Regions from separate parts of the Mus musculus genome. Here region 2 is linked to region 1. The links are chromatin loops, found by intact Hi-C in ENCODE. Cell type or tissue: left cerebral cortex. All regions are shown on one strand.

Region 1 (8,000 bases):
TAGGACAAATTTAAACGCCCAGTTTTGAGAACTCCGCCCAAGGCTTGTAGTATCCACCTCCTTGCCAGGACGCAGACACACCCTCAGGCGCTTGGGCGCGCACAAACGTAAAAGCTGCCCCAGCTCTCCCCATCCGGATTCTACACGGGCACCCACCAAGGCGTGTGCATCATTCGAAGGTTAACTCTTTCACAAACTCTTACCCCGCGCCCCTGGCCACGACCGACTGCAGGTACTTCCTGGCGGACAGCTGGTCCAAGACTTTTCGATAGGCTTCGTTAAGGATTTCGTGGGCGACATCTCTAATGGGGAAACAAAGAATGCGACGTGGGTCACTCACTGCCTCAAGCCCTTCAAATGATAGCTAAGGCTCACACTGTTGGGTCTGTCAGAAGGATGACCCAACAGCCACTAGTGACACGGGACCTGGGAGTAACTTAGGGAAGTTCCCCAGGGGTGAATCGAAGGTGGTATTTAGTGTGGCCCAAAAGCTCCCCACCTACAGAGTCGCACACTCACTGACACCTCCCTGGCCTCAGAGCTTTCAGTCCCGTGGTGGGGCTTGGGCTCCACAGGGATCTGACTGCTAATTTTCTGTAGCTCTCATGGGAAGGGAGGCTTAAAGACCCTTCTTTTAACAGAAAAAGCCCTACTTTTAGAGCCCCTACCCGGTCCCTTCTGCCAGGTTAGGCCCAAGCCACAGGCGGAAGCCGGGCGGGTTGTACCTCCTGTCCGCTGGATAGTAAAGGGCGTAAGCGTCACGCAGCGCGGAGGCGGGGCTCCCCACGCCGGGAGGGTCCCAGTCATAGAAGTCTTGCAGCGGGTTTCCGTCCTGGTCGTAAGCCTCGTCTTCTGGTCTGCGGGACAGCCAAAAGGAGGGTCATTAAAAGTCACTTCCTAGTTCTGCCAAGTTCTAAGAAAGTCCAGTTGATTTTCCTTCTTCGTTATGGTCTCCCATGGAGAATTGCCCTTACTTCCAGAATGGTCCCGGGAACAAGGTAAGGGAACTACACCCAGCAGCAGTTCCTACTGGAAGTACCGCAGGGAAATTCGCTCACACCTCCTCAGGAGAAACAACTATCTCCGCCAGGGCCACTGGACAACCGTGTAGACCCCAACACCTGCCAAGGAAAACACCCGCTTTCTCCCTCACCTGCCCCAGGCTCCCCTAAGTAGCATGTAGCTCTCATGAGACAGATCCTAAGAAATGATATGATTCGGAGACGGGGAGACCCAGGGAAGAATAGAAGGAATGAGTGGATAGGTTGGATGCAGGAGGACAACTTCATCAGCAGCCACCCCCATCCGATCCGCTGAGCCCAGGGGAGCCCTTCCCTGCGCAGATGTAGGTCACGGAGAACCTCCAGCATCTATTTTAGGCTGAAGAGAATCTGCTAGGAACATGAATAATAGATGTCCCTAAACTTAGCTAGTTTGGTTCATACTGTGGTGTGGCAGAGCACTCCAGAGCCTATCACCCAGGAAAAGTGCTAGGCACACGGAACTTTGAGAATAGCTGGAGGTGAAAGAAGAGCTTTCGAGTCAATTAAACAAAGAGTTCCTGCTATCTGTTAGCAATGGCGGGGAGGCTGGGTATCATCTCAACCTCAAAGAGCAAGGAAAGGGGTGGACTTGGACTGACATTCCGTAGGTGTCCAATGACCTCACCATCTCCTCACATATCGCATCTTTGTGGGACAAAAGACAGGCAAAAGAGGACGAAAATGCAAAGTCGGGTGGCTTTGGGCTCCAGGAGTACTCAGAATGCAATCCGGACAAATAACCTTCACTAGTCAGGATTCAATCGTTCTTGGGGCGGGCTCTTGCTTGCCTTTTGGCCCTCCCAGGAGAGGCCAGAGAAACTCCTCCGCACCGACATAACCAGCCCCCCCCCCCAGGGATACCCCAACCCAGGTCCCAGACTTTCTGGCCACCCCTGCTTTGCCCTGCGACCACATGCTGGAATCCTGTTACAGAAACTAGGATTTCTGTCTGCCAAAACATCAATGGTCAGATACCCCTAAGGCAGAGGTCTTGGGCGGGGCTCCAAGAGTCAGCTCAACGCCGCGCTCTCCTGGCTGCCCTGAGTGCCACCCGGCACACACGCCACTCGGCCCCACGCATTTCTACTGTCCCGAATACGTGTGAGGGTTTCTGGAGCTGCGACAGGGAACCTGGGCAGCGTTTCACTATTAGAATCAGAAGCCAAGACAAAAGCCAGGTTTTCTGCATCCCCAGTTGAGCTAGGCTGTCCTCCCAACCCCTCCTGCCTGCTGGCATTCTCTCCCTCCCTCGCATCCGTTTCTTCTCCCTCCATTGCTTTCTCTTTCTTGCGTTATTCCGTCTCTCAAATAGCTTTTCCTTAACCGTGTGTCGGCAACACCCCCACCCCAAGGAATTCTAGGGCTCCAACTCCAGTTGAAACAGGGCATAATTTAAAGAAAGCTCTTCCAGTGGGAAAGAATTCGAACGAGACAACAGGAAGGACATAGGAGCGAGAGACCCCGCCCCAATAGTCCAGACTAGGCAGTAACAAAGCAAAGTGGGGAGAGCATCACTCTCACCCCCGCCCCGGGCTTTGATCTGGGAACTGAAGTTTGCCAACTTACTCAAAGAATAGGTAGAAAAAGAAAAAAAGAAAGAAAGAAAGAAAAGCTAAGCCGGAAGGGGGGCGCACCCTGCCACCTTCACAGGGAAGATTTCTACAAAGATAGGAAACTCACTCTCTTTACCTGAGTCCCTGGGCTCCACTGGTGAGTAAGGAGGGAGTCTGTGGCTGTACTAGAGCCTGTCTGATCCTCAGGCTTAGCTAGGGACCCAAAGGGGTCCACCTAACCAAAGGCTGTAGAAATGCCTAGGTGCTCAGGAAGCGATGTTTAGGAGCCTGACATCCAGATCTGCAGGGAGGTGACCAAAGTGGGTGTCTGGCTAAGGGAAAACCTAACTTATATTAGGGAAGCACTTACCTGATCCCAGGGAAGCTGAGTCCGGCGGCAGGTGAACAGGAGACACTGCTATGCATTATTATCCCATACACCAGCAGGGCCAGCCTTGCTCCGCTACACATGGTCATTCTGCGCAGGAGAGGAAAGAGGGTATGCAGTGAGTGAAATCGCTCCTGGCTTTCTACCTTCTAACCCGAAGAAACTCTTGGGAGCTGGGGAGCCAGTGAAACTGTGACTCCCTGTGTTAAACACCAGTTAGCCACGCTGGGGCGTCCAACTACTTCTCTCTTGGTATAGTTCGAAAAAATAGCTTTGTGTGTGCCCAGCACCCAGTAACTAGCCAGACCTTGAACTAAAGAAGGCTAACTAATACACTGATGCTGCTGGCAGCACAAGGAGGGAGCCTGTAGTCAATCAATCGGTTAGTATGCTAAGAATCCCAACACACACACACACACACACACACACACACACACACACACACACACACACACAAACCCCTTATTATTAGACTCTTACGGTGTCTAGGAAAGGGTTGACTAAGTAGGACAGCGGGCAAAGGCTCCTTCGAGTTTCTGCGCTGGAATCACAACCCGAGAAGCATCAGTCACTGTCTGGAGCTGGTGTCTGGAGAGAAGCCGCGGGAATTAGCTGAAGGAGCTGGGGAGACTTGTTTGCCGAGGCTAAAATTCCGCTCAAAACTTTGTAGACGCACAAAACTAGGAGGGAGCGTGACACCGAAGGAAGTGGGCGAGGAGAGAGATGTAGAAGAGAGAGTAGGCGAGCAGCCAAAGGGAGGGGGAGCAGAGTGGACTTAAGTCCACCGGGAGAAGAAGCTAATGGGTAAGAAAAGAGGAAAAGTCAGTGGGGGGGGGGGGGAGAGGGAAGATGGCCTCTGTGGGAGACTATCTGGCAGCTTGCGGAAGTCGGGAGTCGGAGGCACCTTCTCTGCTCTGAGGTCTCAGGCTGCGTCTGAAGATGCTGCTGCTTCTGCTGCTGACAGAGGTGACTGGCCTTCTGCTCGTTTTTATATATGCAGTTAACAAAATAAGCTGTCCGAACGTGGTTTCAGGAGACACCTCTTTGTCAACATCTTTCTGCCTTCAAGTACAGAATATTTTGGTTGCACTGTTGCACTCCGATTTTTATTCATGATATGACTTCCTTTTTTTTCTCCCCCAGTCACGTAATGATCCGGTATCAGTAAAAGACGTCAGCATCCTAGTCCCTCAAGGAACATATTAACTATTCTGTGCAGTCCTCCAGGATGATAAGATCCGGAGTCATCCGCTTCTGATAAACACCTTTCACTCACACAATCCAATTTTTAAGAAGTCCAATTATTTTGATGGTTTTCGATTTCACTGATTTCTCAAAGACAAGTAAAGAACTCGTAGAATTTAGAGAATGGTGAAGTCATGTTTTTATTGAGTCCCTAATTTTTCTTAATTTTCACTCAACCCCCACCAATGACAACTCTGATCTCTAGATTTAAGCACCATCAAGATCTCCTATTAATAATTTTAATTTTGATCTCTCAATTCCTTGCATATGCTTTTTCAAATAGGCTACTAAACATGGAAGTCGTTTTGTGTTTTAAAGGAAAGAATTATAAGGATTTTCAGTAAATATCTAATGAGTCTGGCTGGGTTGACAGTCTGTCTCTGAATAGATTGATGGATGAGACTAGGATGAGAGCCTGTGGTGCTGTCCAGGCTCTTGGTGCTGAACTATTTGGGCGCAGATGCTGCAAATGTTGAAATTTGCCACTGGTTTAATTTTCACCACAGCCTCTAAATTTGAAGCTTTGGCAGTGGTGCTCTTACTGTGGGAGTTCATTGTCTAAATCACCCCGCTGTTCATATTAATCTTCCCTTGGATTCTGTGTCCACGAATGTCCCAGTGCTCAGAACCTGCTTAATCCCTGCCTCAGTGCAAAGCTTTTTCTTCTGAGTTAGTCCTAGTATTCAGATGGATCTTTACCTTTCCTGTCTACACACTTTCACACTCTCCGTGGCTCTTACTAGTTTTAAAAATTGAAACCATGTCACTGTGTTTTCTGCAATAATTGAAAATTTAAGATTGTGAGGGTGTGACGTGTGTCTCTTGAATTTCTCTTACATGTTGAATTCTGTTTAGGGAAATATAGACTCGGAATGCAGGAGGATTCCCTGCACAAGTTGTCTTGATAAAGGTTGCTACCAGGAACCCTTCCCTGGGGGATAGTTAATATTTTTAACTAAAAATAAAATGAAAAGAAGAAAGCAATGAGAAAAGATCACATTCACTGGGGACCTTCTAAGCACCTGAGTAATTTCAGAAGATTCAGAAATTTCTGGTCCACTAGGAAATCTCGAGAGCCTTTCTTTTCAAGGGAAAATAGAAGCATCAATAACAGTTAGTGTGCATTTTTACTATCTGAAGCTCTCTCTCTCTCTCTCTCTCTCTCTCACACACACACACAGTGAGAGAGAGAGAGAGAGAGAGAGAGAGAGAGAGAGAGAGAGAGAGAGAGAGAGAGAATTAAGTACGAGTGCTGCTGCCTATACTGTGATTTGGGTTTAAATAAGTTTAAATAAGCTGTTAGTCCTGAGTACTTTTTCCAAGCCACAGTATTTCTCACTTTTAATGCTATTATCACCTTTGTTTGAGGTTTAATACTTTCCCCAATTATCAAAAATTTTCCTTATTTCCTGACTTTGAATGATCCAAAGCTGCCTGTCTCCTCTTAGTTTCCTCCTAGCTTTAGATTGAATACTATCAACAAACTACTTCTACACAGGGGATGTTTCTCTTTGTGTTATATTATATCTGTCTGCTATCTTAGGTTGGGGTGACTACATCCCTGAACTACATATTCAGCGTCCACCTTTCCTGGCCCTCACACAAAGAGCTTGCAGTGAACAGGAAAGATAATCCAGCAGGACTGCTTTTCATAACAAACTTGTCCAAAACTATTGCCTACAGTGGTTCTCCTGACTTTTGAGTCAAAGGTGAACTCCATTAAAATTCCCACTTTTGCCTCCCACTTGAATTCTGAAATGAGTTCCATCTGGAAAGACATTTAAAAATCTCCAGGACTACGCATTTAAAATTTACAATTCAATGCCCAACTTTTTAGTCAAGAGAGCCACCATGTGGGGAGTTTGGTTGACTTCAAGGTCTGTTAAAGGCAAAACCCACAAGCAAGAAAAATAAGCAAGAAATAAATGTAGCTAGGAGTTGTGGTGAACACGAAAGAAAGAAAGAAAGAAAGAAAGAAAGAAAGAAAGAAAGAAAGAAAGAAAGAAAGACAGACAGACAGACAGACAGACAGAAAGAAAGAAAGAAAGAAAGGAAGGAAGAAAGAAAGGAAGGAAGAAAGAAAAGTAAGCAAGCCTTCAAAAGCACTAGCTTGCGTCCAGTTCAATGGAGTATCTGGGTTGTTGACACTCTTACTCCCTGGGCCTGGGTACCCCAAAATCATACAACTTGAAGTCAATCCCATTCAGTAGAGTGAAAAACTCAGTAGAGAATTTGAGATTATTGGTGAGTAAACTCCAGAGACCTTGTCTTTCTTGGCACTTTCTGAAGTCCACCTAGCCCTGCCTAGAGGACTAAAAATCCTTGATCCCATACAGGCTCGTTTCACAGATATTTTCATGGCCAATGGCAATCTTTAATTAGGTGTGCTTGGTGTCTGGAGATCAGGGAAGCAGTTCTGGACTCAGTTCTGGACTGAGCCCCTAATCAAAAATATTGAGGGGAGGAAAGAAGGCTGAACCCTTGGTCGTTGGAAATTGAGGAAGGTTGTGGAAAAGAAAAATTAGAAACCTATGTGTGTTGAGGTCTTGAGAGCTGTGTGGGTTTGGAACTGCATCCTACTTGGTCAAAGCCATTCACTGAGCCCTTTCTGCTTTGGTTCAAAGACCAACGCTGGCTTCCTAATTACTCCTCACAAGAGAGAATATTTGCCGTTAATTTCAGGGATGCTTCAGTGCAATCTTAAAGCTGCTGTATCTCGGAGGCTTTTGAGTTTGCAGTTTTGAACCTATGTGCAGTAAGCAACCATCAGGCAAAAAGCAGGCAAGAAAGCTTCTCACCCAATACTGTCCACAGAAACTAGTATGCCAGCAAAGACTGGATAGGAGACCAAAGCCAGCCACATACATTTGCTAATTTAGGAATGCATGTGGCAACTTGGACTAAGACGCAGGAAGGAGCCTGGGCACAAATACAAGAGACCCTCAACTAAACAGCTGTTCCTGGGAAGACTAGGGAGAAGAGAAAAGGAGGAGTATGTGGAGTATGTGGAGGGAAAAGCCTTGTGATTTTTCTATTTTGATAGTACAGAAGAATGGAAAGCCTTCTGTCCAACACCCATACTCCTTTCTCTTCATCCTCATGATTTGTTAGACTTCCCAAGCTGTCAACTTTTCTCCAGATTATGAAATCTAGGAATGCTATATTAGCTAGAATCATATTATTATAGAAAATATGAATACCCACAACATCTTGGAATGCAAGCTCTCACCACTGTTCTCCAACAGGCAACAACTAAAGGTATCTGAGGCTAAGCCATGACTGACTTACCTGAAAAACACTCTTCAGACATGTTTATTGGAAACAAGGAAAGGCCCTTAATTTCAAATTCCTAATGTGTTAGCTCCTGTTTGTCCTGTTAGTCCTTTAGATCTGAAAACAAGTTTTAATCCAAAACATTGAACAAGCTAAAAATCAAATTAATGCACCCCTGAATTGTTTCTCCCCACACATCTGCATTTCTGATGTGGGAGTCTTGAACACTGAATCACTCAATTCAAAGAATTTTTTACCTTCAAAGAAGTAGATTTTTGTATTGAGACAGATTTTGGTCTTTTGAAATACAACTCCTAGTCAGAGTTTGACTTTGCAAAGGGTTTCCCATTACTAAACACAACGGCATTTGAAGGGTCTTGTCTGTCACTCAGATTCCAACTCTTGAAATCATCTCCACTTGGGAAATTTGTTGAATGGGAATCTGGATCCAGCAAACCCATGGCAAATTAAACTATCTGCTCTTGTGCAGACCAGTGA
Region 2 (8,000 bases), 980 kb before region 1:
ATGGGGAAAAGCCTCAAAGATATGGGCACACGGGAAAAATTCCTGAATAGAACAGCAATGGCTTGTGCTGAAAGATCGAGAATTGACAAATGGAACCTCATAAAACTTCAAAGCTTCTGTAAGGCAAAAGACAATGTCAATAAGACAAAAAGGCCACCAACAGATTGGGAAAGGATCTTTACCTATCCTAAATCAGATAGGGGACTAATATCTAATATATATAAAAACTCAAGAAGATGGACTCCAGAAAATCAAGTAACCCCATTAAAAATGGGGCTCAGAGCTAAACAAAGAATTCTCACCTGAGGAATACTGAAAGGCTGAGAATCACTACACAAATGTTTAGCATCCTTAATCATCAGGGAAATGCAAATCAAAACAACCCTGAGATTCTACCTCATACCAGTTAGAATGGCTAAGATCAAAAATTCATGTCACAGCAGATGCTGGTGAGGATGTGGAGAAAGAGGAACACTCCTCCAGTGTTTGTGGGATTGCAAGCTTGTACAAGCACTCTGGAAATCAGTCTGGTGGTTCCTCAATAAATTGGACCTAGTACTACTGGAAGATCCCACAATAACTCTCCTGGGCATATATCCAGAAGATGTTCCAACCGGTAAGATGGACACATGCTCTACTATATTCATAGCTGCCTTATTTATAATAGCCAGAAGCTGGAAAGAACCCAGAAGCCCCTCAACAGAAGAACGGATACAGAAAATGTGGTACATTTACACCATGAAGTACTATTCAGCTATTAAAAAGAATGGATTTATGAAATTCCTAGGCAAATGGATGGACCTGGAGGGCATCATCCTGAGTGAGGTAACTCAATCACAAAAGAACTCACATGATATGTACTCACTGATAAGTGGATATTAGCCCAGAAACTTAGAATACCCAAGATATAAGATACAATTTGCAAAACACAGGAAACTCAAGAAGAATGAAAACCAAAGTGTGGACACTTTGCCCCTTTTTGGAATTGGGACCAAGGCACCCATGGAAGGAGTTACAGAGATAGAGTTTGGAGCTGAGATGAAAGGATGGACCATCTAGAGACTGCCATACCCGGGGATCCATCCCATAATCAGCCTCCAAACGCTGACACCATTGTATACACTAGCAAGTTTTTGCTGAAAGGACCCTCATAGAGATGTCTCTTGTGAGACTATGCTGGGGCCTAGCAAACACAGAAGCAGATGCTCATAGTTTGATGTTGGATGGATCACAGGGCCCCCAATGGAGGAGCTGGAGGAAGTACCCAGGGAGCTGGGGGGATCTGTAACCCTATAGGTGGAACAACAATATGAACTAATCAGTACCCCCCAGAGCTTGTTTCTCTAGCTGCATATGTATCAGAAGATGGCCTGGTCGGCCATCAGTGGAAAGAGAGGCCCATTGCTCATGCAGACCTTAAATGCCTCAGTACAGGGGCAGGCCAGGGCCAAGAGTTGGGAGTGGGTGGGTTGTGGAGAGGGTGTGGGAAGGTGTGGGGGACTTTTGGGATAGCATTGGAAATGTAAATGAAATAAATACATAATAATAATAAAAAAATAAGAAAAAAAAAAGAAAATCAGAAAAATTCATTACTTCTTCAATGGATGCAGTAGTCAAATATGCTGCTAACAGGATAGACCTGAACCATTGAATTCCTTTTGGTCATTTTGCCTCTTTCACTTGTGTAGCCTATGCTATATGAGAAGAACAATGTTCCTCATATATGGTGAAAAATCCATCTGTAGCATTAGTCACACATCTAATTAAACATTAGAAGTTTACTTGGAGTTCTCATAACAACAGCAAAAAGCAGTAATAGATGTTACACAGGGCAGTGATCCCTTCAATGATGATTATTGGCACATCATAGGTTGCAGATACAAAGCAAAGCATACAGCATGTGTAATTGTAAAAGCAATGTCATCAGATACCTACATCGTATAAAGGCTGAAGAGGATATCTGGAAATGTTTTCGTAGCTTTCATACTACACAGTGTATTCTGGCATTCAGCTGTGCTGAGTGCATGAGAATAGCACATGGTTAATTTGAACATCCAGATAGAGGATACATCCTCTCCACTGTTCCAAAAGAGATTCTTTGATTTATAATGACTATGTAAGACACCCCATCTCATTCTTGGGAGCTAGATGTTCTTCTTTGGGAATCATATCAGCTACTGCATCAACAACAAAGACAACTACAACAACAACAACAACAACAACAACGAAGTAACTGTTCTCAAAGCAAAGCAAAAATTCACGTTTCCTCTTATACTCTCAAGTAAAATTTATTAATTTTACAAATTTACATTCTGTCTCTGTCTCTGTCTCTGTCTCTCTCTCTCTCTGTCTCTCTCTCTCTCTCTCTCTCTCTCTCTCTCTCTCTCTCTCTCTCTCTCTCTCTCTCTCTCTGTTGTCGCTTCTGTCTCCGACTAGCAGAAAAGAGCGACGACACAGCGTTCTTCTCAAAGCAGTTTATTCAGGAACCTTACAACATGCATGCAGGAAAAAAAATATCTCTCTGCAGGAATCTCTCTCTCCTGTCCCCAATCGCAATCCCTTATATAACCCCTCTTCCATGCCCCATCAGCCTAGTCCACGTAATAGCAGTCCATTGGCCAGAATCATCACTCGTCATATGGTCTGATCTTGCATCATGGTGCACCTGCCCAGTTCTCACGATGGACGTGGCTTATTTTCAGGTGTATGAGGAAGTCAAGTGCAAGTCATAAGACTTGGCTGCACTCCTGGGCGCCATCTTGGGACTGCTGCCACACCTGCTCCTCACACTCTGTGTCTCTGTCTCTGTCTCTCTCTTTGTCTCTCTGTCTCTCTCTGTCTCTCTGTCTCTGTCTCTCTCTGTCTCTGTCTCTCTCTGTCTCTGTCTCTCTGTCTCTCTGTCTCTGTCTCTCTCTGTCTCTCTGTCTCTCTCTGTCTCTGTCTCTGTCTCTGCCTCTCTCTCTCTCTCTCTCTCTCTGTGTGTGTGTGTGTGTGTGTGTGTGTGTGTGTGTGAAAGCTAAAGGTGAATTTCCCTCAATCACTCTCTACCTTATTAACTATTACAGTATTTTTCACTAACCCAGTAGCTTATTGTGTTGTATTAGCCTGCCATTATATTCCAGAAAGCCTCTTGTTCCACCACCCCAGCTCTGAGATTGTAGGTACATAGTTTGTGACTAACTCCTTTCCATGAGTTTCAGGTCATAATGCTTGTACTGCAAGCACTTGGGCCCCTGAGACATCTTTAGAGTACCAAAACAGATGATTTCGAATATCCTCATTGGAAGCCCTTTTGATTGGCTAGGATACTAAACACCATTTAGATAATGGAGTTTCAGACAAGTAGTATTTTAATGCGAGGGAGGCTGACCAGTGAAATAATCTAAAGTGTACCTTGGCATCTTGGCAACTTCTGGGCAAACATGCTCACAGCTGTATACATTTTTAGTGAGACTTAAATAAACATTCTAATAAAGAGAAATAGAATCAAGATCCAGGTGACAATGACTCTAAGGCTCTAAATAGGCTGGCAGGAAATGGAGGCAGATGTTTTTGGGGCGGGTAACCGATGCTAATCACTATTCATAGGCATATGGCATATGATCAGTTTGTTGAATACTTTTTCATATTGCATGTGTCATTGTAGGTCCAGATTTTCGAACAATCATGGAGGAGAAAGAAACAACAATTTTTATTTTTTTGTAAAATGAAACTTTTCAAAGAGAATGTCTCAAAATACAAGAAACATTTAAATTTCTACATATAGCTGAAGATACAAGTTCCATTTTAGTAGATTCAATTATGTCAATGACCTCAAACCTTCACTGGTTGTAAGAGTTGGAATGACAGATACCCTTTTGAGAGCTGAGCTCACAGAAAGATACACCTATGTTAAAGATTCTATGATGCTGATGACTAATCAGAGCTTCTTCAGAGTAATGGGTTGGAATGATGCAGATCCAGAGGCAAATTATCTTGGACTATTTTGAGTTCTCTTAGTATCTCTTTATTGTCTACCTCTATGTCTGACATAATAGCCTTTCAACCAACTTTAGGTAAAATTTTTGGAAAATATTAATAAATCAGTATCTTCTATTGATTTAAAAACAAAGAATGTCATCGTGTAACATTGAGAATCTTTAAGTTTTCCTCTCTTTGCTTCAACATACCTAACAAATGCCATCACCAGAAAATGTTAAAAAGGATGCTTTGAATTATGACTTTCTTTGGTTTTTTTAAACTATAAAAATTTACGGGCCAGGCGGTAGTGGTGTAACCCTTTGATCCCAGCACTTGGGAGGCAGAGGCAGACGGATTTCTGTGTTTGAGGCCAGCCTGGTTTACAAAGTGAGTTCCAGGACAGCCAGGGCTACACAGAGAAACCCTGTCTTGGAAAAAAAAAAACCAACAACCCCCCCCAAAACCAAAAAACAAAACAAAAACCAACCAACTAAACAAACAAACAAACAAAAACCAGCCCCCCCCCAATTATGGAATCATTTCTGAGTTGGAATATGGTATCTGCGGAAACCTAAATTTGTGTTGCCAAGCCATGGCCACTTATATTTACCTCAGAATAAATATTACATTGTGTTTTTTGAATCAGAGGTAGGTTTTGTATGGATATGTTTTTAGTCATACTTAGGTACACTGAAAATTTTCCAGAAGTTTTAAACTAAAGTGGGATCCACTGAAGAAGGGAATGCATCTAGTGAGGCCCTCATGATTTGGGAAACCGCCAGGTTCTTACATTGAACTTTGAACATTGTTCTGCTGTGGTTCTTACATTGAACATTGAACATTGTTCTGCTGTGGCTCTGTTTGGGCACAGATGCTATCATCCTGCCGAGCTTAAGTGAAAAGACTTGGGAAGGCAGGAGAAAGAACATATGGATAGTATAATGCACTGCCCAGGATCAAGGAAGGCATGGAAGTGGGAACTTTGAAAGAAACACCAGGTGGGCAGTTGTTGACACAAGCAATAAAGTTTTGACAGACCCGAGGTTGCCCCAGAAGAAGTAATCACATTCTCTCTAAGCTCATCTTTAAAAACAAGCTGTTGACCACTCAGCATATAACAGACCTGTTGCCAAAAGAAGAGATATATTTGGGTGATATGGTAGACATTAGCCCATCCCTGAGCTCTGTTTTTCAGTCTTGGCCATCATCATGGCTGTGATCATTGGAGGTAGATAGGGAACAAATTGTACTTAGCTTTGAACCAGTGTAATGAGAGGCTTCAGGGACCAAGGCATCAGGCTAGGATTTAGAAACAAAGACTCAAGTTTTATTTTTAACACCATCTTGAGGGTAAGCTTAAGTGACCATGTTATCATCTTCATCATAATGTTCATTCATCATTAACACCATTACTACCATCATCTTTATTGCTTCTGTGAATTAGGTACTGTGTTAACATATGACACGTTATCCATCTTGTCCTTGTAAATGTCTAAGGCAGTCCTAATTCTGTGACCCTTGAAAACAGTTCCTCATGTTGTGATGACCCCAACCATAAAATTATTTTTTGTTGCTACTTCATAACTATAATTTTTTGGCTGCTTAGGAATCATAATATAAATATCAGTGTTTTCAGATGGTCTTAGACAACTCCTGTGAAAGGGTCATTTGACAACCAAAGGGATTGTAACCCACAGGTTTTGAACCACTAGTCTAAGGTGATTATTGTTGATATTATAAAATCTTTTATAAAAGTGCAGGAAACTGAGACCTGACTTAGCATGTAGATAGCAGAAGTAGCACTTGATTGCCTTTTAGCAAGAGTCTATGCCTAAATCACTACATGATACTGCTGTATTGTGTAGACTTCCTTTCTTCATCCATTGAACTATAAAATTGGGATCAACAGTTTCTAAATATTTTCTTATCAACTTCTAATTCTAATGAAAAATAGTTTATTTTTAAATTTTGTGTGTGAGTGTGTACATCCATATGTGTATTTTATTGTACATATGAAACTAAGACCTGTAGAGGCCAGAGGAGGTGTTGAATTCCTAGAACTGAAGTTACAGGTTATAAACCATCTTATGTAAGTCACCTGCTGTGGGTGTTGGACTTCTTCAAGAGCAACAAGTGCTCTTAACTTCTGAACCATTGCTCTAGACCCTCATTTTGGTGTTTTATTTTCTTTGTTGCTCCATAATGACTCCACAATAATCTCTGAGACATCTCAAGTCTCCCAAATGGACAGTATTCTACAACATATCCATTCACTATTTTTTCTTTCAATAGTGAAATACTCTTTCTACTGTTCTTTTAAGGCATATTGTAATCCATGTGTGGCAACTTCTTCATTCTAAAGGAGGCCACAATAAAAATTTTTGAGAAAACAGCAGTATTATAGAAGATGCTAAAGGAAGTGAAAGCCACGGGAACTGTGAAGCTAATATGTTAACTCCACAAGTCATAAACTAAGTAGGACCTTGCAGGGTCATGGCCAGACATATAGTTGTAGCTGTAGCCATCTGATTTGCAGCTGAAAAAAGCGAGATTAGGGAGTTATTAGCAATAAATCTAAGGCACTGAGAGCGCAGGACATTTAGATACAGTGAGCTGAGGGGATGGGTTAGATGTTAAGATAGAAAATTTAGATGAAAGAAGTTTTATTTTAGAAAATATAATCTAAGAAATTATTTTTTACAGTTTTTTATAATTTATTCAAACTGCCTTTACGGCACAGATTTCATGTGACACTCAAGTGTCATTTTCCTGAGTAGACTGGTTAAGTAGTCTGGACCAAATCACAGTTTACATATGATTCTATTAAGAAATGATTCTTTGGGGAATCTATTACACATGTTTCAAATTACCAATTGTCCATCAAACATATGGCACTCTGCAATATCCTTGGTGTTAGGACTGAGAAATACACACATGGTAGCCTAATAAATTTGCCTAGGAATAATGAACCTAAATAATTACAAAATAATATTTCTTAATTATTGCATTAGACTCTAAATTGGAGATTGATTTCACTAATAACTTTATAATGGTCTGTGCTAATCAGATAAAATTAACTTAGAAGTGATATCAAGAACCTCAGTGTGTCGAAGTGGATGCTCACAGTCAGCTATTAGATGGAACACAGGGCCCCCAATGGAGGAGCTAGAGAAAGTACCCAAGGAGCTGAAGGGGTCTGCAATCCTATAGGTAGAACAACAATATGAACTAATCAGTTCCCCCAGAGCTTGTGTCTCTAGCTGCATATGTAGCAGAAGATGGCCTAGTCGGCCATCATTGATAAGAGAGGCCCCTTGGTCTTGCAAACTCTATATGCCCCAGTACAGGGGAACACCAGGGCCAAGAAGTGGGAGTGGGTGGGTAGGGGAGTAGGGTGGGGGGAGGGTATAGGGAACTTTCAAGATAGCATTTGAAATGTATATAAAGAAAAAAAAAGAACCTCAGTGTGTCATCTACAGTGCCATTTGATAAAAACTTCTGGTGCAGTATAAACAAGTATCCAATAGGCGTATGATTCTTAATTGTGTGCTATGTGTCAGTGACTAGGCATAGAACTTTTACTTTCATTTTATTTTAATACATTTAACTTTAAATATTCACATTTAGATAACCTATAGGGTTCTGTATCTGACAATGTAGAAATTAAAAGATGACTCTTCCGGAGTCTAGTTCTGACCTTGAGATAGAAAAATCGCTATATTATTATACTCTTAAGCCTCTGAATTACACAAAGTACAGATCTTAAAATAAACCAATTGTGTATTTCAAAATAGCTTGAGGGAAGGATGTTGAATGTTCCCAGTGCAAATAAATGAGAAACACAGTGGCTGATGTGCCATTCACCTCCATCTGATTACTGTGTCACTTCTGCTCTCCACAAATGTATGCAATTGTTATTCAGTAGAAAAGTTTACTTACAAAACCCTTTGGGTTCACAAAGTCCTTAGTTGTCTCATGCCAAATAAATGAACCTATTCATTTACCTTTTTACTGGCTAGTTTTGTGTCAACTTGGCACAG

What was found. A loop is a pair of places that touch in the nucleus more often than their neighbours do. Peaks named below come from ENCODE experiments on the same cell type or tissue, not always from the same donor. Only the 100,000 strongest peaks of a DNase experiment are listed, where the experiment ranks them.
Region 2: a loop joins it to region 1, with 5 times the contacts of the local background. A loop is called at or near these places in 2 of 42 quality-filtered maps.

The regions. Positions count from the first base shown.
Region 1 is chr17:93,195,087-93,203,086 of GRCm38, reverse strand. It overlaps Adcyap1 (adenylate cyclase activating polypeptide 1), which reads right to left and starts at 3,919. Exons shown (of 5, transcript NM_009625.3): 1 at 3,465-3,919; 2 at 2,967-3,074; 3 at 726-857; 4 at 204-302. The coding sequence starts at 3,073. Gm32465 (a long non-coding RNA gene) reads left to right here and starts at 826. Exons shown (of 3, transcript XR_385916.4): 1 at 826-998; 2 at 7,895-8,000. In left cerebral cortex, a CTCF peak has its summit at 6,078; DNase peaks (open chromatin) are centred at 3,195, 3,681, 4,982, 6,042 and 4 more places; H3K4me3 peaks cover 3,932 bases; H3K27ac peaks cover 2,838 bases.
Region 2 is chr17:94,177,752-94,185,751 of GRCm38, reverse strand. No RefSeq gene overlaps it. Among named protein-coding and RNA genes, the nearest start is that of Gm32512, 4.9 kb to the right of the region's middle. In left cerebral cortex, no CTCF peak of the experiment used is centred here; a DNase peak (open chromatin) is centred at 3,508.